2 separate regions of the Homo sapiens genome follow, and region 2 is linked to region 1. The links are chromatin contacts, found by Hi-C in ENCODE. All regions are on one chromosome and are shown on one strand. The core of a region is the stretch at or near the end of the contact, and the rest is flanking DNA. Distances in the headings are between cores, read along the strand shown.

Region 1 (3,037 bases), core at 325-2,824:
CGATTACACACTTTATGGTTGTACTTACACGGTATTCTGGAAAATGCAAATCTATAGGTATAGATAAAAAACAGATCAATGCTGGCCGGGCACAGTGGCTCACACCTGTAATCTCACCACTTTGGGAGGCTGAGGCGGGCAGATCACTTGAGGCCATGCATTCGAGACCATCCTGGCCAATGTGGTGAAACCCGTCTCTACTAAAAATACAAAAATTAGCCGGACGCGGTGGTGGATGCCTATAATCCCAGCTACTTGGGAGGCTGAAGCAGGAGAATCACCTGAGCCCAGGAGGCAGAGGTTGCAGTGAGCTGAGACGGCACTGCTGCACTCCAGCCTGGGGGACAGAGCGAGACTCTGTCTCAAGAAAAAAAAAAAGAAAGGAAGCAGATCCATGCTGCCAGGGTGGGAGAAGGGTATGACTGCAAAGGGGCGGCAAGAAGGCTTTTTCACTCAGGGTGATGGAATTGGCCTGTATTCTGAATGTGGTAGTGGTTATGCAAATCTACACGTGTTAAAACGCACAAAACTTTATACCCCACTAGCCTGGCAAACATAGGGAAACCTGTCTCTACAAAAAAAATTTTTTTAAATGAAAAGGGTGTGGTGGTACGCACCTGTAGTCCCAGCTACTCAAGAGGCTGAAATTGAAAGACTCCTTGAGCTCAGGAGGTCGAGGCTGCTGTGAGCCACGATGGTACCACTGCACTCTAGCCTGGGTGACAGTGTGACCCCATCACAAATGAAAAACAAAAAATACAACTGTATATCCCCAAAACATCAATTTTACTATACATAATTTTTTTTTAAACCTCACCCATAAGGGGAAGGTTCCCCCTTTTATCCATGCAGGTATTCCACCCAGCAGCTTACAAGCCCCATTTCACAAAATCCTTACCAAATTCTGGGAATGCATAATTACTGTTACTAGGGCTCAGACCTGACTGAACTAAGTCCTGATTGTTTCAGACAACAAAAATTCTATTTGATCTTTCCAAGACCCCGGGTATTTGCGAATTCTCACTTATCATATAGTAGTGGGAATTTACGGCTTGGCAGAAACATGTCCACACATAATGAATCTTTCTCCCTGGGGACAAGGTCCACAGAGTTTCCATCAGACTCCTGGGAGACCTATGATCTTAAAAAGCTCAGGAACCTCTGTTCCAGTTCAAGGCCCTCCAATTATAGAGTGGGGTTCAGAGGCCCAGGAAGGAATCCTGGCTTGCCCCAGAGGACATGGTGTGTCTGTGGCAGTGCTAAGCTGGTTCCCTCTTCATCACCCAAAGATGCCACAGGTCCAGGCATTTCTGGTGATCATGACTCACACGCTCCCCATGACTTTAGCCTACAGAATTTCCTCAGCAGTACGTGCATTTCTCCTGCCAAGCTGAGGCCAGGGAACTCCGCACCCCTGCAGCACAGGCAGTCCCTAGCCCGAGTCCCTGTAATCCAGGTCCCTAGCCCAATTCTTACTTGTCAAATATAAAAGCTTCATTCTACAACCTTGCATATTTAGGGTAATTAATAGAGAAAGCTCCTCATGAACAGAAAAAAAACAAGGACAGATCATGCAGAAAAGCATGCTTTTGATCTATGCCTTTGGTCTTCTGATGAGCTCAGAGAATTAATATTTGCAAGGCACTCTTGACAAGCTGAGGCAGAAGCACAAATTAGTGTGGTTATGCTAATTGAGAGGTTCTGTAGCTCCAGGACCAAATGATTACAGAAAGTGAAAAGGGTTGACTGGGCTTTGGTCTCTCTGCAAATAGCACTGTGCTTCATGCTAGCTGCACTGACAAATTTGCAAGGAGACTACACACATTTACTTTCACATACCCGAAATTCCCAGTGGAGCAGGGGTTAAGGAAGACTCAGAACACCAAAACAGCATTTCTGAATTTATCTTTACTGTGAAAGTTAATCAAGAAAGAAAAATAAAGGGTATGAAATCCCCCTTCTTGCAGTGCTCAATGCAACTTGTAAGTTACTTTGTACACGAGGACCTTGAATGTCTTGTGGTTTTTAACTGTCACAAATGCAACACTCTGTGATCATTTCACCTCCAGAGCTGAACGAAGATGATTTAATTAATCCCCGAAAGTCACCCCGCAAGGAGAAACTGGGGAGGTGTCCCTTGAGACAGGGCAAAAAATATACCTGTTGGTGTATCAGCCCTGCTGTGGCTCTGACATATACCACAGCCTGCAAGCACAGGCCCATTCCTTCCAGACAGACTCAAATTAAAATCAGGGCCTCCTGGTCTGCCTGCATGCACTGGGATATGTGTAGCTGAAATGAATTGCCCTCTACTCTTCCTACGAGTGATCACTTCAAAAGTTTATTACTTAATTGTAAAAACCTACTCCCTGGACTTCAGCTTTCTTAGAGAGAGAAAGAGAAAGAACAAACCAGCCTAAAAGGAAATACCTCAATAGTCAGGGACCTCCCCTTCTCTGTGAGTGCTGAGGTTTGAATTTTAGTTACCAGATTACCATTTTTAAAGAAATGGTCACTTTAGAGTAGAAGGCGACCTGAAGTAAGAACAAAAGCTAAGATTTATCGAGCACTTCTTATGTGTCCAGACTCTGATTAAATGCTTATGTACATCATCTCGTTTAATTCTCCCTCAATACCATAAGGTAGGTACTGTTAGGATTTTCCCCATTTTACAGATAAGGAAAAACTGAGAGTTAGACAAGACAGAGTGACATGCCCAAGATCCCACAACAATGACACAGGAGGGCTGGTATCTAAAGCCACAGCTAGAGGACCTGAAGCACATGCTCTCAGACACTGTTCTGTACTGGCTCACTGCACAGATGGAAAGACAGGGTTGGGGAGGGGCACTGATCCAGTGCATCAGTGCAGGCCCAGGGGCCATGAGGCAGGTCTCCCACCTCTCAGCTCAGGCTCATGCTGCCTCTAACACGGATGAGGGTGTGAGAGCCAAGATCAAAAGTCTCCTGTACACAACGCAGGTGGTGGCTGACTGTCAGTTCCCCAAGGGCACTGACGCCTCAGCCCTCTCAGTACC
Region 2 (3,037 bases), core at 305-2,804, 650 kb after region 1:
TCTGGACGTTTTAAAACCAAGCAAGTGTTACACCTCATTAGGTGGAGATGCTATCCTTAAATCCTGCCTATATAATTCACAAAGTCTTTAAGAATCTGAGGAGACTGAACCTTCAATATAATTTTTACCATTTTGTTATTAAAACTTTGAGAGTACGTAGTATTTCAAATAGTATTTGACTAGATGCCATAATCTCTATCTTAGAGTTTTGAGATTCGTAAATCTGAAATAGGTAATCAGTTCATCAGTTACCCCCTACCTGGATTTTGTGGGGCCCTTTTATTTATTTTTATTTAATTTATTTTCTTGAGACAGGGTCTCACTCTGTCACCCAGGCTGGAATGCAGTGGCGTGATCTCGGGTCACTGCAACTTCTGGCTCCCAGGCTCAAGCGATCCTCCCACTTCAGCCTCCAGAGTAGCTGGGACAACAGGCATGTGTCACCACGTGCAGCTTAATAATCAGTTTTTAAACATGTAATTTTATTTAAAACCATAAAAACCCATTTTAGTTTTAAAAATCATGTGATCTGAAGAAATGTCACAAAGCATACACAAATTTAATGGAAAAGCTGAATTTTTTTTTTTTTTGAGATGGAGTCTGGCTCTGTGGCCCAGGCTGGAGTGCAGTGACGCAATCTCGGCTCACTGCAACCTCCTCCTCCTGGGTTCAAGCAATTCTGCCTCAGCCTCCCCAGTAGCTGGGATTACAGGTACCTGCTACCACGCCCAGCTAATTTTTGTATTTTAGTAGAGATGGGGTTTCACCATGTTGGGCAGGTTGGTCTCAAACTCCTGACCTCAAGCAATCCACCCGCCTTGGCCTCCCAAAGTGCTGGGATTACAGGCGTGAATCACCACGCCCGGCCGAAAAGTTGAATTTTTAAAAAGTGGTTTGACATTATAAAGGGCTTTGTCAATGTAAGTCGTTCTCAAGATGGGAGCTGGTGGGGTGCACATCAGCGTCACCTCCTTCAAAGCACCTGGCACCCTCCCTGCTTGGGGCCTATGATGCTGAAGAGTGGGCACCCTGCCCCTCAGATGAGCTAGAAAAGAAAAGACTTTGGGACCACGGCATGTATCTGTGAGTCCTGGCAGGGCCTGGACTAAGAATTTCCAATTCTCCACATTCAAGAAGGAAGAGACGGATTGTCCTTTCTTGTTTGGTTATAATCCCAAACCATAAATAACTAACCACCAGAACCAGTTTAAACCCTCCCTAATGGTTCCGCAGAATATTGACTAGAAACAAAACAAAATCTTTCCTAATGGACCAATGGCGACCTCACACCAGTAGCCACACTTCTGGAAGTCAGCCAGGCTGCAGCAGCCTCACCCCACTGTCTACCTTCCAAAACCAAAGGCCAAACAATCCCTCAACATCCCTGCATCTGAAAGTCACTGATCCCCGAGCCCCATGATGCTCGGCAACACGTAGAGGGCCTGTGCTCTGCAGCCCAGCTCTCCCTTGCGTAGCAAGCAGTAAGTTGAGATATCGAGAGTGGTGGGCCCTCCAATCGCAGGAACTGATTAAAATGCAAGAGCTATGTGCAGTGAAGGCTCACAGTGAAGGGAAAGAGAGACAGCTTATAAACACAAGAGCCATGTTCAATCTCACTTCTCACATGAGAAATGCAAATGAAAACCACAAGGAAACTGACAGAAGCTTAAAGAGGAACAGGATCTTTATATAGTCTTAAAATGTCTTCCCACAGCCATTTCTTACCACCAAAGGAAGAACCAGTATTTTTATACAGTGGGGAAAAGAGGCAGATGCTGCCTTAGCTAAATAATAAAAAAAAGTCAAAACGAGAATTATGTACCTTGTGACGTAATGCAGTGATAGCAAACATCAGGAATATGCTGTACTCCTGCCCGAAGGACACAGCCTGAATCTCCTCAAGAGGAAATACCAGACAAGTGCCAACTGCGGACATTCTACAAAACACCTAGCCTGTATTCCTCCAAAATTTCACTACCATCAACAGCAAAGATGGACGATCTTCATAGATTAAAAGACAGTAAGGAAGGCCGGGCATGGTGGCTCACGTCTGTAATCCCAGCACTTTGAGAGGGATTAAGGCCAGGAGTTCAAGCATAGCCTGGGCAACATGGCAAAACCCCATCTCTACTAAAAATACAAAAAAAAAAAAAAAAAAAAAAAGTCAGGTGTGGTGGCTCACGCCTGTAATCTCAGCAATTTGGGAGGCTGAGGTGGGTGGATCACTTGAGGTAAGGAGTTTGAGACCAGCCTGGCCAACATGGTGAAACCTTGTCTCTATTAAAAATACAAAAATTAGCCAGGTATGGTGGCAGGTACCTGTAATCCCAGCTATTCAGAGGCTGAGACAGGAGAACTGCTTGAACCCGGAAGGTGGAGGTTGCAGGGAACCGAGATCACGCTGTTGCACTCCAGCCTGGGCAACAAGAGTGAAAATCCGTCTCAAAAAAAAAAAAATTAACTAATTAAAAAAAAAACTAGCCAGGCAGGGTGGTGCATGCCTCTAATTCCAGCTATTTAGGTGGCTGAGGCACAAGAATTGCTTGAACCTGGGAGGCAGAGGGTGCAGTGAGCTGAGATCACACCATTGTAACTCCAGCCTGGGCAACAGAGTAAGACTCTTGTCTTCAAAAAAAAAAAAAAAAAGGACACTAAGGAAATGGAACAATTATTAAAGGGGGAAAATGCTATCAAGGACATTACTGGGACAACTGGTGAAATCTGAATGTGGACTATGTTTTAGAGGGTGTACTATATCAATGTGAAACTTCCTGATTCTCGATTGTACTATGGTTATGTAAAATAACATCCTTGCTTGGGAAGTGGTATCTGCCACTAACTCTTGAATGGTTATGGGAAAAACCGTATTCCCTTGGAGGAGGGAGAGAGGGATGATAAAGTGAACGTAGCAGAATGTTCAGAAGAGGCGACTATGGGTAAAGGGGATGCGGGGTTCTTTCTGTTACTCTTGCAACTTGTTTAGCTTTTTGAAGCCTTTAAGAGACTTTGCATACATTTCATTTGCCTTTCTTGGGTG

The links. A loop is a pair of places that touch in the nucleus more often than their neighbours do. Pooled maps may share reads with other maps.
Region 2: a loop to region 1 is called in a pooled map, with 4 times the contacts of the local background. The contact joins two enhancer-like sites. A Hi-C loop is called at or near these places in 5 of 37 single-sample maps with no recorded cell type and 4 of 50 pooled maps.

The regions. Positions count from the first base shown.
Region 1 is chr9:131,726,262-131,729,298 of GRCh38, forward strand. The region is part of intron 1 of RAPGEF1 (Rap guanine nucleotide exchange factor 1); the gene reads right to left. Among named protein-coding and RNA genes, the nearest start is that of RAPGEF1, 12 kb to the right of the region's middle. RefSeq lists an enhancer at 2,687-2,796. Within about 2 kb of position 1,575, at least 16 of the 41 ENCODE cell types and tissues checked have a DNase peak (open chromatin) inside an H3K27ac peak, as active enhancers do.
Region 2 is chr9:132,380,622-132,383,658 of GRCh38, forward strand. The region is part of intron 9 of TTF1 (transcription termination factor 1); the gene reads right to left. Among named protein-coding and RNA genes, the nearest start is that of TTF1, 25 kb to the right of the region's middle. RefSeq lists an enhancer at 1,640-1,799. Within about 2 kb of position 1,555, at least 6 of the 41 ENCODE cell types and tissues checked have a DNase peak (open chromatin) inside an H3K27ac peak, as active enhancers do.